Linked DNA regions of Mus musculus: region 1 is linked to region 2. The links are chromatin loops, found by intact Hi-C in ENCODE. Cell type or tissue: left cerebral cortex. All regions are shown on one strand. Each heading gives the region's core, and the rest is flanking DNA. Links, peaks and the distances in the headings are about the cores only. Region 1 overlaps Fndc3b (fibronectin type III domain containing 3B). Region 2 overlaps Fndc3b (fibronectin type III domain containing 3B).

The links. Peaks named below come from ENCODE experiments on the same cell type or tissue, not always from the same donor. Only the 100,000 strongest peaks of a DNase experiment are listed, where the experiment ranks them.
Region 1: it touches region 2 in a loop (1.9-fold over the local background); 5 of 42 quality-filtered maps call a loop at or near these places.

The regions. Positions count from the first base shown.
Region 1 is chr3:27,684,441-27,693,183 of GRCm38, forward strand. All of the region lies in intron 1 of Fndc3b (fibronectin type III domain containing 3B), which reads right to left. Among named protein-coding and RNA genes, the nearest start is that of Fndc3b, 22 kb to the right of the region's middle. In left cerebral cortex, for the core only: no CTCF peak of the experiment used is centred there; DNase peaks (open chromatin) are centred at 2,594, 5,247 and 5,862.
Region 2 is chr3:27,558,516-27,567,258 of GRCm38, forward strand. The region is part of intron 3 of Fndc3b (fibronectin type III domain containing 3B); the gene reads right to left. Among named protein-coding and RNA genes, the nearest start is that of Mir3092, 22 kb to the right of the region's middle. In left cerebral cortex, for the core only: no CTCF peak of the experiment used is centred there; DNase peaks (open chromatin) are centred at 3,599 and 4,722.

The DNA of each region.
Region 1 (8,743 bases), core at 489-8,488, 130 kb after region 2:
GAACTGGAAGCCCAATAAATCTCTCCCACTTTCAATGTACTTCTCTCAAGTCCTGCCACAGTGAGACAGAAAGCTAATGGTGACTTCCATCATGATGGGCCTGGAAACTAAGACCTGAACACAACCAAGGCAGCAGCCCTGTGACCAAGCAGGGGGAGAGCCCAGCAGGCATCTTGGACAGCACCTGTAAGCAGCAAGCTGACCACGATCTGGAAGGCCATGGAGGAGACAAGAGGATGCCTCCTGGGGGAAATGAGTCCTTTACCACCAATTCCCAGAATCCCATGAAAAACAAGCAGTAGAGGGAAACCACTGTCAAGTATGCCCCAGGGGTAACAGGTACCCCTAGCCTACAGGGCCAGCTCGAGACCACAAGTCCCTGGGAAGATGCAAAACCTCCGGGCCAGACTCTTCACAGCCTCAGTAACTCTGTTCCAAGGATGATGACACCAGATTCTATTACTGCAAGACAGGACAGAAAGCATTCCAAAAGTCACACCGGACACTTTGGCTCCAACAATGAGCTGTTGTTGAAACTATAGCTCTCTCTCACAGCAGTTTGTCTTTTTAATACATTTCTAAATATTAAGGAAATGTTCCTTTTGTTTTAGTCTTTTAAATGTCTCACTCATTAATGAAATAAAGTAACGAAAGAGCCTTTCTCTGGAGCTATGGTGGAGACAGAAACGCTTAGGCAGTGAGACTGGCAAACTCACCTCTATACCGCTTTCTTACTTCTCATCAGAAAGGGGGGGGGGGGGAACAGGGGGCAAGGAGAGGGGGGCACTTCACTAGTGCCCCAGTCAGGAAAGCTGCAAGAACTAGTTCTGCAGGAATCGCCTCACTGCAGGAACAGGGCCCAAGCAGTGCAAGGTCTGAAAGGAGGAGGCAGAACACTAACACCCTTAGGCTTCTGCTGGTTCCTGCACACTATGCCGAGGGACCAGTGAGGACAGGCCTGTGCCGTGAACAGTGTCCACCTAAGAAACTATTCCTAAGAACGCAAGGAAGAGGAAAGAGAGCGAGCTCAAACCCCAAAAGCTCACAATAAAGGAGCTTGTGTCTGTCACTGAGCAACCACAACACAATTCTGTACACTTGTCAGCAAAGGCGCTTCAAAAGCACCCACTCCCAGCACCTTTGCAACCTCTTAAAGATAGTAGTAGTCAAACAGATAGATAGATAAGATAGATAGATAGATAGATAGATAGATAAAACAAACTCAATTATATATCAAATTCTCGAAGGAGACAAATACTCCTTCCTTAAGTATGCAATATAACGTCCCGTTCCCCACTGGTAGCACTTTCTTCGAAAACATGAAACGGTGTTAATGGTTTTCAAACTTCCCAGGTTACTCAATAACCACAACAGTAACTGAAAGTTGCTAGAGCAACGGGCCAGTTTGGAACTTAATCGGAGCCTTGTGACCAAGGCTCTACTTAAAAGGCTCACCTCAGGCAAGCCTTGGGTTTCCCAGGGGGAAAAAGCTGTGTTTGATGAAGCCCGTGGCATCCACCTGAAAGAGCAGAGAACTTACACCGTTTCACCACAGCTGGATGCGGGCAGGCTGCAGGGAGTTTCCTCGTTGTTAGTCTAGGTAGATACGACCTCCCTGTTCTCATCTGGAAACTAAGAATCACAATATTACCCTTGAGAATTAATAAGGAATATAGCTGGGCCCTGGTGCCGTACACTTTTAATCCCAGCACTCGGGAGGCAGAGGCAGGCAGATCTCTGAGTTTGAGGCCAGCCTGGCTACAGAGTGAGTTCCAGGACAGCCAGGGCTACACAGAGAAACCCTGTCTTAAACAAACAAACAAACTATATATACATCATATAGTATAAATATATCTTCTAACATATAATAGGTGCAGCTTTTAGTTTTTAGGTGAGTGTCCAGCAATGTGTTTCATTTTGGCATTTTCATACTTAAATATGATTAAAGGAAGCTCCGGTGCCCAGATCAGCGAACCCTGGTGGCCACTGCCCTGACCCCTTTCACTGCTCATCTCCAAGACGACACCAAAGCTTCATCATTGCTATAGTGACAAAACCCTGGGGAAACAAGAGAAATAAAGTCCAAAAACTCCTTACTAAGCAGTGGGAGCTAAGTGCCAGAGCAGCACAGGCGACCTCTGGGACACTCCTTACCTATGCTGGACCGGCTAGAGCGGCCAGGATGTGGCCCCACAGTCCCAATCTTTGGGCTTCCCTCATAAAAATGAAACCACCAAAACTGGCGCAAACATATTAACCCTACCCCACCCCCCACACCACTTTCACCAAAAACAGAGGTGTTCAGAATATCGGACTCCATCAGTACAAAGCCAGTTTGTCCTCTGTGAGCGAGAAGAGGGGCTGGGAGTGAGGGCTGTGCAGAGGGCTAAATCAGGAAGGCAGTACTGTCACAGAAACCAGCCCAGGTCTATCACTGCAATACACTTTCTGACTTTAGTCTTTTCTGACCATCTGGAGCTATTCCAGGCACAGAGCCAAAACTTCATAATTCCTTTGCAAAGTAAACGACAGATCAGTAAGTGCCACGTCTCCAGCAGCAGCCACCGAGGGCACCTCGTGGCCTCTGTGCTCCCGGGAGATTCACACATGTAGTAAAACAGCGGGCTTCCGATGAAACCTGTGACCAGTGCAGCAACGGTGTTCCTTTGGAAGAAGACAACGGCTTTTGTGTCTATCACCTTATTACACTATTCATAGACAGAAGTAGACCATTTGTGAGTTTTACTGAAAAGGGCCACCTCTGGACTAGACTGGTCTGTGTGCATTCATTACTGCTATGGAGACTACATTCGGGGACATCAAGCATCGGTCAGGTGGGTTATGTGACACACCAGGCGACAGCGGTGACCTTTGGATTGATGGTAGCTGGTACGTTGGCAGGAACTTCTGTTTAAACCAAAGGTCAGCAACATCCCTTTCTTCATCAGTACCGAATGCCCAGCCGCCATGGGCCAGGAACATTAGCACAGGTGAATGAAATAAGAATGCTCACAATCTCAGCCCAAAGCACATGTCTGCAAAGTCGGCTGGATTTCATGTTATCTGCCACCGACAGGCACCTGACCACTCAGGAGTTTGAATCTGATAATCAGTATTAGGGAGGGAGCTCAGTAGGTGCCTGCCACCCCAAAATGAGGGCCTGAGTCTGGGTCCCCAGAAAGTATGCAAGAGGAGGATCCAGCAGAGCACACCTGTAGCCCCAGCACTGCGGCTAGGGAGTGGTCTGTGTGCAGAGATAGGCAGATCTTTAAAGCTCATCGCCAGCCAACCTAAGTGTTCAGAGAGAGACTCTGCCTCAAAATATAAAGGTGGAGAGGATGAAAAATGGTACCCAATGTCTACCTCTGGCCTTCACAAGTGCACTGGTACATACACCCAACACACACACACACACACACACCCAACACACCCAACAGGCACACACCACACATGCATCTACACTAATAAACACATATACCCCACAGAGAAAGTATCTTACTCACCAAAATAAAAAAGAATAATTGAAATATATTTGAAAATCTTCCCCTGGAACACAATGAGAAGGTCAAACAGCACAGATGTTCTGAAAACTTTTTTTTTTTTTGAGGGAGCAGTGTTCAAAGACATGAAAGTTATCTTTACTTTCAGCACCAGAGAACTATCTTATCTAAGAAGAATATTTTACAACTAAATAATCTGTATTTGCATACAGTGGTAGCAGAGCCAGCTTCTAAAGGAGAAGCCATAAGGAGGTCCACGGATGAGTGGAAGAACTGCGCATCTCAAAGCAAACTGAAGTCAGTTTCAAATAAAAATATAAATTAAGTAATAATGGCTCTCCTCCCAAGTAGGCTACTATAACAAAATTGTTTTGACTGAATAACATGAACAACAGAAATGTACTCCTTACAGAGCTGGGACAGGAATCAGAAGGTAGAGTGCTCAGCTGGTCTGCAGAGTCCTGACTGAGCTATCCATCCTGCCCTTTCTTTTCTGACTGGTTCGCTGTCAAACAGTGCGTGCTCATTATTAAACCCATGGGCGCCGCTCAATGTCCTGCACCAATTCTGACCGAAACCCTCATGATCTACCCTGGGAAAACAGAAGGACCGGTGACTTCCGTGACTTGCCATGAAGTCACACGGAACTCAGAACTGTTCGAGAGGAAAAGGGCAGGCTCTCAGTGCCAGACTGCAAAAGGAAAAAGGACACTGACAGAATCACACTGCCCAGAGACTTGATGTCAGGTGTTCAAGTGCAGCCTTTAGGGTAGATCTCACCAAAGGAAACTGCTGGGGACAGAGTGCTTAGGAAGACACCAGCCAAGGCGAGCAGTCCCGCAGGAAGAACTAACTCAGAAGCAGGGCCCAAGATGGCTTAGCAGCTAAAGTGCTTGTCATGCAAGCTAGACAGATTTAGTCCAATCCCTGGAACCCACAGACTAAACTGAGATCCACAGTTGTCCTCTGGTCTTCCCAAGCAAGCTATGTTACACACACACACACACACACACACACACACACACACACACACACACAGTAAAAATAATTAAAAGCAAAGGGCAGGGGCTCCCAAAGAGATATAAATGTCAAATGACAGCAGCAAAGACTGGGAATGCTGTGTTATTTTAAGGAGCTAGAAAATAATTGAAGAAAACTGAGGAAAAGACACACAAAAATAAAACACCCTTCAAAAAGCATTCATTAAAAAGCGGCGTGTTATAGCTCAAGCCTACAATCACAGCTTTTGAAAGTTAGAGGCCGAGGACTGGGAGTTCAAGGCCAGCTGCAGCAACACTGCTAGCCTGGGCAACAAGAAACCGTGACTCACAAAACAAAAAGTATATAATAAACAAATATTTCACAAATAAGGAAGACAGCTATGACACATATACATAAATAAAAATGCGGGTGGCTCCACAGATGGAGAAATCTTAACCCCTCAGGGGAGAGGAACAGGCCGGCTTCTTCAGCAGAGGTCCACAGCAACTTCTGTCTAGGGTGAGAGGCCCAGGAAGGCAATCCCTGCCTCTGCCTCCCATCACTCTGCTCTCCAGTCCCTCTCACATGCTGACTTTTGTCCTTCAATCACTTAGGATTGCATCCTCACCATGGTATATGGGCTGGGGAAGAACCATTAGAAATCAAAACGGAAGGAAAAAGAGGAAGGGGGGAGGGAGAGCGGGAGGGAGGAAGTGATGAGCACACTAAGACTGAATCACGAAGCAGGGCCTGGTGGCAGATGCCTCTGATCACAGCATGTGGAGGACCTTGGCAAGAGGACCGGGAGTTCAAGGCCAGCCTCAGGCACACAGCCAAGTCAAGCTGAGGCCAGCCTGAGCTACTCGAGATCCGGCCTGGGTCATAAAGTACATTAAAATATTATATATATAAAATCAGCTTTACTAAAATTACCAGATTCTGCCTAGAAACACTGGGGACAAAAAGGAAATGCCACTTTCAAAGAGGAGAAGAGTAGCTGGCAGCTGGGGTATAGGAGGCAGGTATGGGCACAAAGGAAGCCACTTGCCAGCCCTAGAAAAGGAAAGTGGTCACTCTGTCACCAGTCTACAAGACGGCCTGGGAAAGGGCAGAATGGGAACTGGACCCTTCAGGGCCAGGCTGGCAGGCACCAGCATCAGGCCATCTCCACAGCCTGTGTGGGAAGCCATTAAGAACCAAGACCCCCATGAGTCACACGGTACATTTCTCAGTACCGCCAGGCAGGTGACCACACCAACACAGTCACACTCTAACACACATCCCCAGTAACCTGTATGTGTTCCTGTGTGGAACTGAAAGGTTAACACTGCAGAAACAGCAGAGGTCCCCTTGGCTCTCTGCCCTGACTTCGTTAAGATTGTGCAACTTGTACAAATAGAACCATTTCCTGTCCGCTGCACAAAGCAGCTAATGGACTGGTACAATCCGGGGATGACTTAACGGAAGAACTCAGCCCACTGCTGTCTTACTGCACTGTTTCAAAAAAGAAATGAAGGGAAAGGAAACCGCTGGCCACCAGTGTCTGTCTGAACGTCAGTCAGTCCTTTATGATGTCCTCTCACACAGGTGGCAAACGACAAAGCCAGGAGAATCCACTTGACCGTAGCCACGAGACAATAAGCATCATACCCCGCCCCCTAACATCCTCTATTAATATAGTCCTAAAGGGTCGGCAGGACTGGCTCACCAGGCTCAGTCCCCAGAACCCACATGCTCCAGGACAGAACCAACTCCCAAAAGTCTTCCCATGGCTTCCACGTGAGTGTTATATATAGCACGCGAGCATCCACGGTCACACGCACACAATAATGCAAACGGCAGGCTTCAAAATGATATGCAAACCAGGCCATTTTGGAAGGAAAGCATCAAAACTGATACAGCTACAGCTCAGCTGGCAAAGTGCTTGCCCGGCATGCATGAAGCCCTGGGTTCGAACCTGCAGCCTATCAGACAGACATGGTGTATATGCTATACACCTAGCATAAAGGATCAGAAGTCCAAGGCCATCCCCGGCTACACAGTAAGTTCAAGGCCAGCCTGGGCTACATAAAACCCTGTCTCCAGAAACACCTGATATAAATTAAAGTTAAAAGTTCAGAAGCATCCAGTGTCCACACAGTATACATTCTAATTGTAGAAGACAAGTGTCAAAGAAGAATAGGAAGAAGGGGTGGGGGAGGGGAAGGAGGAATACAGCCTGGGCTCCCACGGCCCACATTACCCTCCAGTAAGTAAAGCTCTTTTGCGTAAGCTATGTGGTGTGAGTATTTATTATCTGCAAACACAATAAACCTTGCCTAAACACTCTCATTCTTTCTATCTATCTGCACACAAGTTCAGGGAGCACAGTTGCTTGCTGTCTTTAGTCAAAATTTTCCTATAGTTCCAAGAAAATAGAATTAGAACATTGCTTTCAAGTGAAAAAATCTAACAGAAATGTCCTACTGGTTCAAACACATGGCATCCCTATGTCACAACAGATGTCTCCCTCTGTCATTAAGTCACTCATTCAATAAACACTAACTGAGCATCATTGTTTGCCAGACACTATGTACAAGAGAGCAAGAAACACACGGTACCTGCCTTCAGTGGATCTAGATCTTTAGTGGGAAACTAATGGGAAGAGGAATCAGAAGTCTGTCCCTTCCTGGCCACCGCCCTGTCACACTCAAGCACCACCCTGAGCAGACTGCAGATCCTAAACTTCAGGTCCTGCCCCAGCCCATGTGACTCATCTGGTCACGTCATCTTCCTCCTAACAGGCAAACAAACATATGACATGGACCATACTTAAAGATTCTCCCCATTATGGAAGAAAAAAATCAGCTTTATAAGCTCAGGGGTACAGAGGAAAAAATGTAAAAATAAGTTTATTAGTATCCAGAATCCATACAGGTCAGAGTTTACTGGAGAGGAGTTGGGGCGGGACCAACTTATAAAAGGCTTCACCACAGCCGGCCACTAGCACCAACTCAGAACACAGGACTACAAACCCACAGGCCAAAGCAGTGAGTCGGACGCCCAGAGACGAAGCTCTGACTGGATGAAGATCCCATCTGGAGCTGGAGAGAGAGCTCTGCAGTGAAGAGCACAGACTGCTCCTGCAGAAGATCCAAGTTTGGTTCCCAGCACCCATACCTAGAGGCTTGCAACTGACTGTAATTCCAGTTCAAGTGACTTCTCACCCACTTCTAGCTGCCACCGCACCCTCACAATTTCTTGAAAACAAAACAAAACTACTATGAATCTTTTCTAAAAGTCTCCATCTCATTATTTATACCTTTTGTGGGGGGCTTCGGGGGTGCGGAGGCAGGGTAGGTCTGCTTCAAGACTGAATCTTAAGAATCTCAAGAAAGAAAATTTAAGAAACATCAGTTGGTGTCCACACTGTGAACAACCACCACAGTAATAATAACTCTACAGAAAGCAAGCATTGAGTAAGAAGGAAGTACTGGTCATTTAGAACAAAGATCTCTCACTGTCTAAGCAACTGACTTCCTGGCTAAATTGTCATTCCTAGAAAATCAAAATATGACTTCCCTAATGCTAAAGATCACAGGATGGCTAACTGGTTAGAAACTTTCCTCAATGAAGGGTCTTAATGGGTAAAAGAATCCAAAGGACAGGAATATTCGCCAAATCGCTCTGATTGACTGGATGATAAACATCCTTACAGGCAGGCATTAGAGCCGCATCCTGGAAAAATAAGACAGCATTGTGCTCAAGGTTAAACAAGCTTAAACACGTTATCAAGTAAAACGTGTTCAATGATTGCTTTTCCATGGCAAAATGAGTTATGTTGTTGACTAAGAAAAATAAATAATCGTGCCTAACCTGTGTCTGGGCCCTAATTTCTTGCCAAACTAAAGCACATTAGATACAGTTCCAACGCATGTGTCACTCTATGCCACTCTAGATGGTAAACAATCCATACAGCCATTTTTAAATCTAAATATCCAACCAAGCAATTTCTCAGGTCAAAAGTTTTACTCCCAAATCTTTGGCTAGCAGGAGAAAAATTTCAAGGCCGTTTAATGCTTTTGCTATATATAAACCTCAAAGCCTCCACCCCGTGTCATAAGTCATAATTAGTGTTGAGAGTTCTGAGAAGTGATCTCAGAGACACCCCAACACAATGGTCCGTGGGCCCCTGATATGGGAAATGCCACAAAGAAAGCCTAATCATTTTATAAATGAAATATAAAATGTGGAAAAGGTTAGAGAAGCATTCCCTCTGGAAT
Region 2 (8,743 bases), core at 221-8,220:
GAAGAGAATCCAATCTATGACTGATGTTACAGGTGGTTGTTAGCTATCATGTAGATAATTGGACTTGAACCCAGGTCCTCTGGAAGAGCAGCCAGTGCTCTTAACCACTGAGCCACCTCTCCAGCCCCAGTGCTCTCCTTGACTGCAATTTGTTGCATTCTCTCTTTTGTTATAATTACGCTGTATGGGATAAGTTTTTAAAATATCATGTGCTCTTATAATGTATAAGGCCAACTAGTGTATACAACATATACTATTTACTTACTGGGCAACTTTTCCTTAACACACAAAATATCAAGTATTTCATAGTACAGGGCGTCTATAAAATTTGGCTTTTTAAATTACCAAACTGTATATCGAGCAAATAGTCTCTTAATCCCAAGTATTGTCCTAAAAACTGTTAAAGCCATTTGTGTAAAATGTTTTAGGGAGTGTAGGGCAAGCAAGTGACTTCCAGCTAGAAGCGTTTTCTTCCTGGCCTTGCTTTCAGGACTTGTTAAATGACTTGAGCATGCTTGGCCCCTTCCTCCTCACGCCATAATCAAAGCCATCTCAGGTACACTCTAATGGCTTCTGAAAGTCAACTGTGCTGTGGAACCTCAAGGTTGCTCCAGAGCAAGCCACAGCCTTCCTTCCTCAGCAAGTCCCACAGTGAATGGGTTTGTCATCTCTGCCTGATCTGTGGTTGAGAATGCTCTTCTTGCCGTCATCCTTCCCTAAGCAGCTAAGGTTTCCCTTTTCCATCATCTAAAGATGCAGCTGTCTCTACTATTCTAATACATTCTCTCCAAAGGCTTTACAGCTTGTAGAACTGGAACCATAATGTTTATTGAGCCAAAACATTGAGTTAAAACAAAAAGGATACTGGGGGAGGGAGCTGCTCAATCCACCAATATTGCCTAAATTCAGAGGGGAGAAATGTCTCTCAAACAAATAGATTTGTTCCTTGCCTACACTGGGAAATCATTAACCTACGAGACCTCTCAAACATTTTGAAACGATATTGTAAACTGTCCAAAGTCTTGCTTAAATACACTGGTTATACACGGGTGGGTCTATGCAGACATGTAGAGGTATACACATAAATTAAGAGAGAAGCTTACATGATACAGTGAGGCTTTTAAAGTCTATTTGTAAGAACTACGATGTCTGGCTAGAGAGAGAACCACTATGTAGTCAGATGAAAGCTGCCACATGTACAGCTTGTAGAACAAGAACGAGGATGTTTATTGAGTCAAGTCGCTACATTAAAAACAAAACCTTTGGGGAATCTGAAAGATTTCAGGGTTAGGCTGTGACTTCAATATCAAGAACTCCATGTTCTCACTGAATATCATGAGCTCTGAGATTGGTTTCTAACCACTATAGCATCTAACTGCACCAAAGGACTACATTATCTGGGAGTGTCAATGTCAGCTATCATTTGCTAATCAAGTTGCATTTACTGGTAGCAAACCTTGATCCAGAAAAGTAGAGAACGGCTTAACTATCCAATGGTATCAGAGACTGAGGAAGACCCCATCTCCACTATTCCTTTAGGAGCCAGACTATCACAGAGAGCTCCTGAGCTCCCCTCCAAGGCTGAAGGCCAGTGTGGAATAGGCCCCCAATCCTTAGAACAACTGACTTAGAGCAAGTGATGGAGGTAGCATTCAGGCTGTAAAACTCAGCATGTAGACAGCACCACCTGCTGAGCCAAAAATAAGGTCCTGGTCCACCAAAGTTCACAGTGCTGGGAAAGTCTCTAACCTGGCTTTCTGGCTTCTGTAGTTCTACTTCTGACTAGCTGTTCTTGTTAACTGAAGAATGTCAACCCAAGACATGAATTTTTGTGCTTTAAAAGCTCACCGTGAGAATGGCTCAAAGACCTAGTATGGGCCAGCCAGCTAATAAGGACTTTCTTTTGGCTTAACCCCAGGTCTGCTCAGTCTTCCCAGGTGAATGTCTTACAACACAGTCTGCCTTACCCACTGCTTCTTTCTTATGACTAGGCATCTCCAGCTCACGGGAGACTAGATGCTGCTGCTGGACACTATGCTCGGAAACCTCAGCTCTAATGGAGTAAACACAGCTTCGCTGTCTGGAGGGCAGTGTCCTACTGACACCAAGAAGCCTGAAAGTGAATGAATGGTAGGCCGTTCAAACTGGCCTCGTGTAAAAACAATTAGAAATAAATTACTTGTATCGTATAAGATTTGGCCATTTTAAGTTGAGTACACCAGTAAGCAGCAGCCCTCCATGGCCTCTGCATCACCTCCTGCCTCTAGGTTTCTGTCCTGCTTGAGTTCCTGTCCTGGCTTCCTTCAATGATGGACTGGCTCAAAAGAAAACAATCTAAGGATGCCAATGAGGCAAAAAGAATAAACTTCGGCTTCTATGTGAGATCATATATAATCATTAACTCAAAACTAGGCATGGACCTAAATATATTCATTGAACATTAGACTACCTACATTCATGGAAGAAAGTAGACTTCGTCTTTGTGACACTCTCATTCGTTAAGAGTCAGACATGACACCACAAGTAAAAAGAATAGAAGAAAACCTGTACTCTGTCAAAATTAAAACCTTTGTGCATTAAAGGCATTACTAAGAAAATAAAACTATAGGATGAACAACGTGCAGATCCCATCTGATAAGAGACTTCTATCTAAAAACGAAGAATGCTTATACTTCAAGAAAAAGAAAAAAAAACCACCTAATTTAAAGATAGGTAATCTGTTGTGATCATAAAAAGAGAAAGAGCTATAAGAATATGTTCTGGCAGGGTGTGGGGGAAGGGGGTGCCTCAGTGGGCCCATGCCAAGGCATCCCTTCCCCCTGAGGGACCAGACACACACACCAGTATAGTATAGAATAGAGCTTATTTAGGGCATGGGGAGGGGAGTTAAGAGAGTAGCAGAGGCAGAGAAAGGCAGAGAGGAGAGAGCAGAGAAATAGAGGCTGGTCATGACCATGTTGGGGGGCGGGTAAGGGAACAGGGCAAGAGGGGAAGCAAGGGGCAAGAGGCAAGGGAGGAGTAAGAGAGAGAGGAGGGGGGCAAGCAGCCACTTTTATAGTGCCAGGCCTGCCTGACCCTTGCCAGGTAACTGTGGGGGTAGAGTCCAGACAGAATACCAACCGAATTGAATGGACATTTCTCAGATCAAGAGAGTTATGAGCAGCCCTGAAAACAATCAGGAGGGGACCCTAATCAAACCATAGTGGAGTGTGGCCCAGCAGCTATACGGCCTAGGTATTTGTAAAGGTATTTGGAGTCAGAGTGTTATTCTGGGAGCATGAGGATGGGAGACAGAAGGAGACGGAACTTTTACAGAGTCACGTCAGATGCTAGGCACTCAGCATATCGCTTCGGTTCCAGCAAAACGAGGAAGGCAAACCGCTTTCTCCAACCTGTAATTTCTTCCCAAGATTCAAAGTTGACTTGAAGAATACAGCCCTATCCTTACAGAAACCTGGGTTCGGATCCGGCCTGGGCTACTACAGTTACCTGAAGAGAGGAGCACCTGCTAATTTCAAGGGTTGCTCTAAGGAAGGGATGATGGGGCACAGATCCAGCATCTTCAACAGTGCCACCAGAAACTGGTGACTCAGCAACTTTAACACTGCACTGAAGAGAGGTAGGAGAATTGCACAGCCAGATTGCTGCAGAATCCCTGGGAGAGAGGCCAAGAGAGCAGGGAGCTTGTTTTGCCCTTCACAGGTTTTTCTCCCAAAAGTCCTATCTTTTCACTGCAAAATTATAGCCTATTTTTAATGACAAATATGTAAATAACAATTTAGACAATAAGAAATGGAAAAGGAGCAGAAAATGTTTTCCTTCTATTTACTATCTACCCCCATAGCCCTAATCCTCCTCCCCACTCTCTACACACACATACACACACACACACACACACACACACACACACACAATTTCTGTTTTCTTTCTCTAGTTTCTAGGAACCCAATAGTTGCGTGTACCTCACTTTCTCAGTGGGCTGGGGCAGATGGATGTCAAAGGACCAGTCCTCACTTTCTGGAAGCAGGTCTTCTGTACTAGACACTGGCTTTAGTACCAGAATTTCTAGCTGGCCCGACAATTGCCCTTAAAGGCAAATGACCATAATAGTAGCGGAGGCACACCCCTGAAGCAAACTGCTGCCAAGAACCAAAGCTGGGCTGGGCAGATGGACACTCCTGCACTGATGCCCAGGGCATCAAGGCCAGGCCACGGCCATCTTCTCATGTCAAAGACAAGGCTGGGGATCTGTCCACCCTATCAGCTTAAAATCTAACTCTTTCAAAACACTCCTCTAAGAACTGAGTTTGCAAAACAAGTTGAAAGGCAACAAAACACCAGGGATTAAAGCTGAAATTTCAACTTCCTTTAGTTTAAATAAATTTAAGACAGCTACCTAAATAATCTTATTATCAAGTGGCCTTAGACTTCAGTGTTTTAGAACAACCTACGTAGTTACTTTGTGAGTACATAGTGCTATAATATGTTGGTTAATATTTTATTGATTTCAATTCAATAAACATTCATTATGCAAGATGTGGAAAGAAATAAAAAGGCACCAGGGTTTCACAACTGATCCATAAAGACAACCAACTACCACATAGGGCTCAGCAGTTTTCTTTTTAGAGGCAAGTGGTTTTGTGGCTATATGTAGCAATTACTCTTATGATACTTGAGGAAATTTTAAACCTTCACACTGGCAGTGAACGGTAAAGGGATTGGTGAGTCATTTACTGCATGTACACTGTGCTAACACCAGTTTGAAAAAAAATGGATTTAAATTCAGAACTATGGATACAAAGCTTTATGACCATCAAAGAGAGCAGGCCCCAGGCAGGGGCCAGTAATTGAATCTTAAACTCTAGTTTTACAACTCTTGTTGCTGCTTTGTTGAACTCAACACTTCCTTGTTACACACAGTCAGGCTGTGCTGGAAGGTAAGGGTCCGGCGACATTACAGAGAAGGAGTGCTCCTGTTCCTAAGTATGGAGAGAGGGGGATTACAAATGAGCAGGGGTGTAAGGGGCTGTGCAAGCGGTCAGGCTGGGACCCTGCTTTTGCCTTGAAGTTTGTGACAGTGTCTAAGCACGCACTCAGGCTTACAGTCTGGATGTCACAAGCAGCACAGGCTCTTGGTGCGTCTAGGCCATAGAAATGACTAAAGAGTGAGGCAGGAGACCCACGTAAAAAGGTGCGGAATCATGAGAGACACCGAGTTCATGCTCACTTCCAACCTGAAGCTCAAGTTGGTTTCCAAGCTCTTGGCGCTCTGCCCTTCATGCTGTCTGAATCCAAGTTAGGAACAAGATTTACCTGCACGACATAAAAACATCTGGTACCACCCTGTCAACTGTGGTTGTCTTGACAACAATTACTCAACTTGAACTTCTTGGGTTGGGCTTCCTCATTAGACTGGGGATGGCCATGTCCATGGGTGTACACATGAGCCAGGACCCTGTAAGCTTCAACCCTCTAAAGAATGACACAAAGGCAACTCAGTACTACTGAGAAATGGGTCCTGACGGATTCTTTCCATCTACAATCCCTTGTGAGTGATAACCATACCCGAGACAAAAGCATCGAAAGGGCATGGAGTGTCCGTCTGTCCATCTGCTTTACATGGGGGACGCGTGCATGTGATGCATATGGCTATGTGGGCACATGCACATGAGACCAGAGCCCGTCATTAGTTGTACTTGCTAACCACTCTCCATCTTACATACTGACTATGGTCTCTCACTTGGTGGCTGATTCAGCTAGTCTGCCTTGCCAGGGGAATTCTTTAGCTCCACTGTCCAAATGCTGGAATTACCAGTGGGTTGCCATGTCCGTGCTTCATCTGTTTGAGTTCTAGAGATCTGGTCACCATGGTGGCTATCTCCCAAGCCCCATTTTTAAAGCCAGCCCTTCCCAAGGTGCTTTGTCTACTCCCTACTGGGCTATCAGGTAGATCAATACTCCCAATCCCTCATGCAGTGTAGAGGACCATTCACTGATCAGTCAGTAGCAAGGGAGGTTTCTGGGAAAGGTGGGAAGAAACTGGTGCCCAGAATCCCTAGTGAAACCTTAAGTGATTTTATACACTGTAAAAACTTCCCAACATTGTCCTTACTGAATAAAGGTACTTCAATTACATCTGAATCACATCTTGAGATGAAACGCAAGTAATATTGTTAAAGAATACTATTCAAGTTTATAATATGTGTAGCAAAGAATCAAAACGACAGATTGTTCATTGTAGGGCAACTCAGGAGAGCTATGATAAACCATCCTGACAGCAGAGTTCACCATGGCTCTGGGTGTTTGGGGCTTTTCAAGCTATTTACTTTCAGCAGCCTTCTCCACTCTCAGGGGCTTGTGGCCTACTTGCCTAGCATGCAAACAGCCATGTTTTACCCTAGTACTGCATAAGCAAGGCATGGTAGCCATGCCTTTAAATTCAGAACTCGAGGTAGACAAGAAGCTTAGGAGTTCAAGATTATCCTTGACTACATAGTAAGTCCCAGGCCAGTAAGTTTATATGAAACCGTGTATCAAAAGAGAGAGGGAAAGAAGAAGAGAGGAACGGAGAGGAGACTAGGGAGGGAGCAAGGAAGGGAAAGAGGAGGATAACGGATAAAGGATGGATACAAGCATAAAACCATGTCTGTTCTTCCTTGCCAGACACCTCGGCCCATCCCGCGTGATTCCTCACAAACCCCTCTTCTTCCCCAGATGAGCAGAGACGTGAGGCAGAGCTGGGGCTCTCGGAAGCCTTAAGGGTGTGTGTGAATTGTGCTATTTTGTCCGTGGCCATGATCTAGTTGGAAAGTTTGAAAATAGCACTGAAATGATTAACCAGATAGCAACACAGTATTGCATTCCTCGTGAGCTGTTTCACATTATACATCTGTGACAAATCAAATGACTCTAAAGCCATCACCCATCAGAAAGCTGAAAGCAAATTATTATAACACATAGTTTTACCAAGATAGCGTTCCCTGGCAACGCTACTCTCATGAGGTTACGAAACAAACCACAGAGGCAGGTTCCCCTATAACTGCTCCCAAGGTTATGTCTGCAGTCCCCTTTACACCTAAACTTGTACCAATAGAGTGCTCTGACAACATCCTAAAGACATTGTATTGATAACATCCTACAGTTTACTAGCTTGGTTCAAATTCAAAGGTAGACAGGCCCATGATCTATAGACTAGAACTACTAAAGAATGAAAAAATAAATAAATAAAAAATAAAAATCCAGAGTTGTTATGGAAAGGGCTGGAGTAAAGATGAGAAATCAAATGTTCCATGAAACAGAATCACGTTGCATCCTCTGTCTCCTATTGAGAAGGCCCCTTGCTTGCAAGCAAGCACCCATTATCACTAGTGGAAGGTGTCCTTCAAGGCCCTGTGATTTTCTAAAGTGAACTTAAGTTTTACAAAGGTGTTTCACTTACTAACAAAACTTCTCTGAGCTGCCCAGTGGCCATGACTTGGTAATAATGGCCTAGAGGTGATGAGTTGTATATAATCCCCATCTCTGTTGAGAGTTTCTACAGTCAGGCCATGCTTCCACAGCCAGAGCTTTCCTTCTGAGGACTGGGGAAGTAACAATGCTTGGAGGAAGGCTAGACTCAAGTAGCCTAGCCTCAACCATCTCTCAGAGCTTGAAGTCAGGTACATACTTCCAGAAAATTTGGGAAGAGTAGAAAGGCTGGAAAGGCCTAGAGAGCTGAGCCAAGCTGACCAGCCATCTTCTCAGTAACAGGATATTTGAGGTGTTCTGTGGCTGTACTAAAGGTACTTTCTCATCCCACATACTGTGCCCTAGAACCTCAGAAGTGTGCGATTCTTCACAATCAGCTAAAGCTTCGCTTTCAAAAGTCGGCTCCAATGGCCTGGTGTGGAGTCTCTTACCTGCAGTATCAGCACCACCGATCTCACTTAAGTCTACAATTACAGATTCTAGAAAAGGGCTGTTGCTGGACCTTCACTAAATTCCTTCTTGCCATCATGCTTGGGTGCCTGCTGTATCAGGATTTGAGGCCTTTAGGAAATGCTGACTTCCAGACTTCTGGGTCTGCTTCTTTTTTCATAAATTACCCATCTACCGCTCCACCCCACCATGAACAAGTGATCCACTAGTTTTGATGTAGATATTCCTGTACCGATTCAGTAGGATAGGCAATGAGGAGGGACGAAGCAGTAAGCTCTGGGTAGGGAGACAGCCTGCTGGGTAAAGGACTTGCCTTATGACAGGAGTTTGAATTGCCTGGAGCCCACAGAAAAGCAGGAGACAGCACCCCGGAGCTCTTAAGAAAAATGCAAAGCAGAGACAGGAGAGTCTCCAGAGCTTTGAAGGCAGACAACCTGGCTGAGGTGATGACAAAAAGGCCTAGTCTCCAAACAAGGTGAGAAGGTGAGGGCTGTCACCTGAAAGTTGTCCTCAGGCTTCCACACATACCTCTTAGCATACATAGCCACTCACAGTAGCACATCACACACATAACAATGTACACACCAAAGAGCAACAAACTGCATACATCCTAGGAAAAAATAAGCACATTCAAAGATCCTTCAAGTACAGTTTACTTGTAGTTACTTTAAGCTCAATAAGCTGAGTATTAATTTCAGTATATTATTTTAAATATTTTAAATAATATAACATTTTTAAATGGAGAGAAAAATAAGATATTAGCAGAGTGCCATAAATTTTATCCTGGTAATGGGTATTTAATTGAATATACTTCAACTAACAGAAA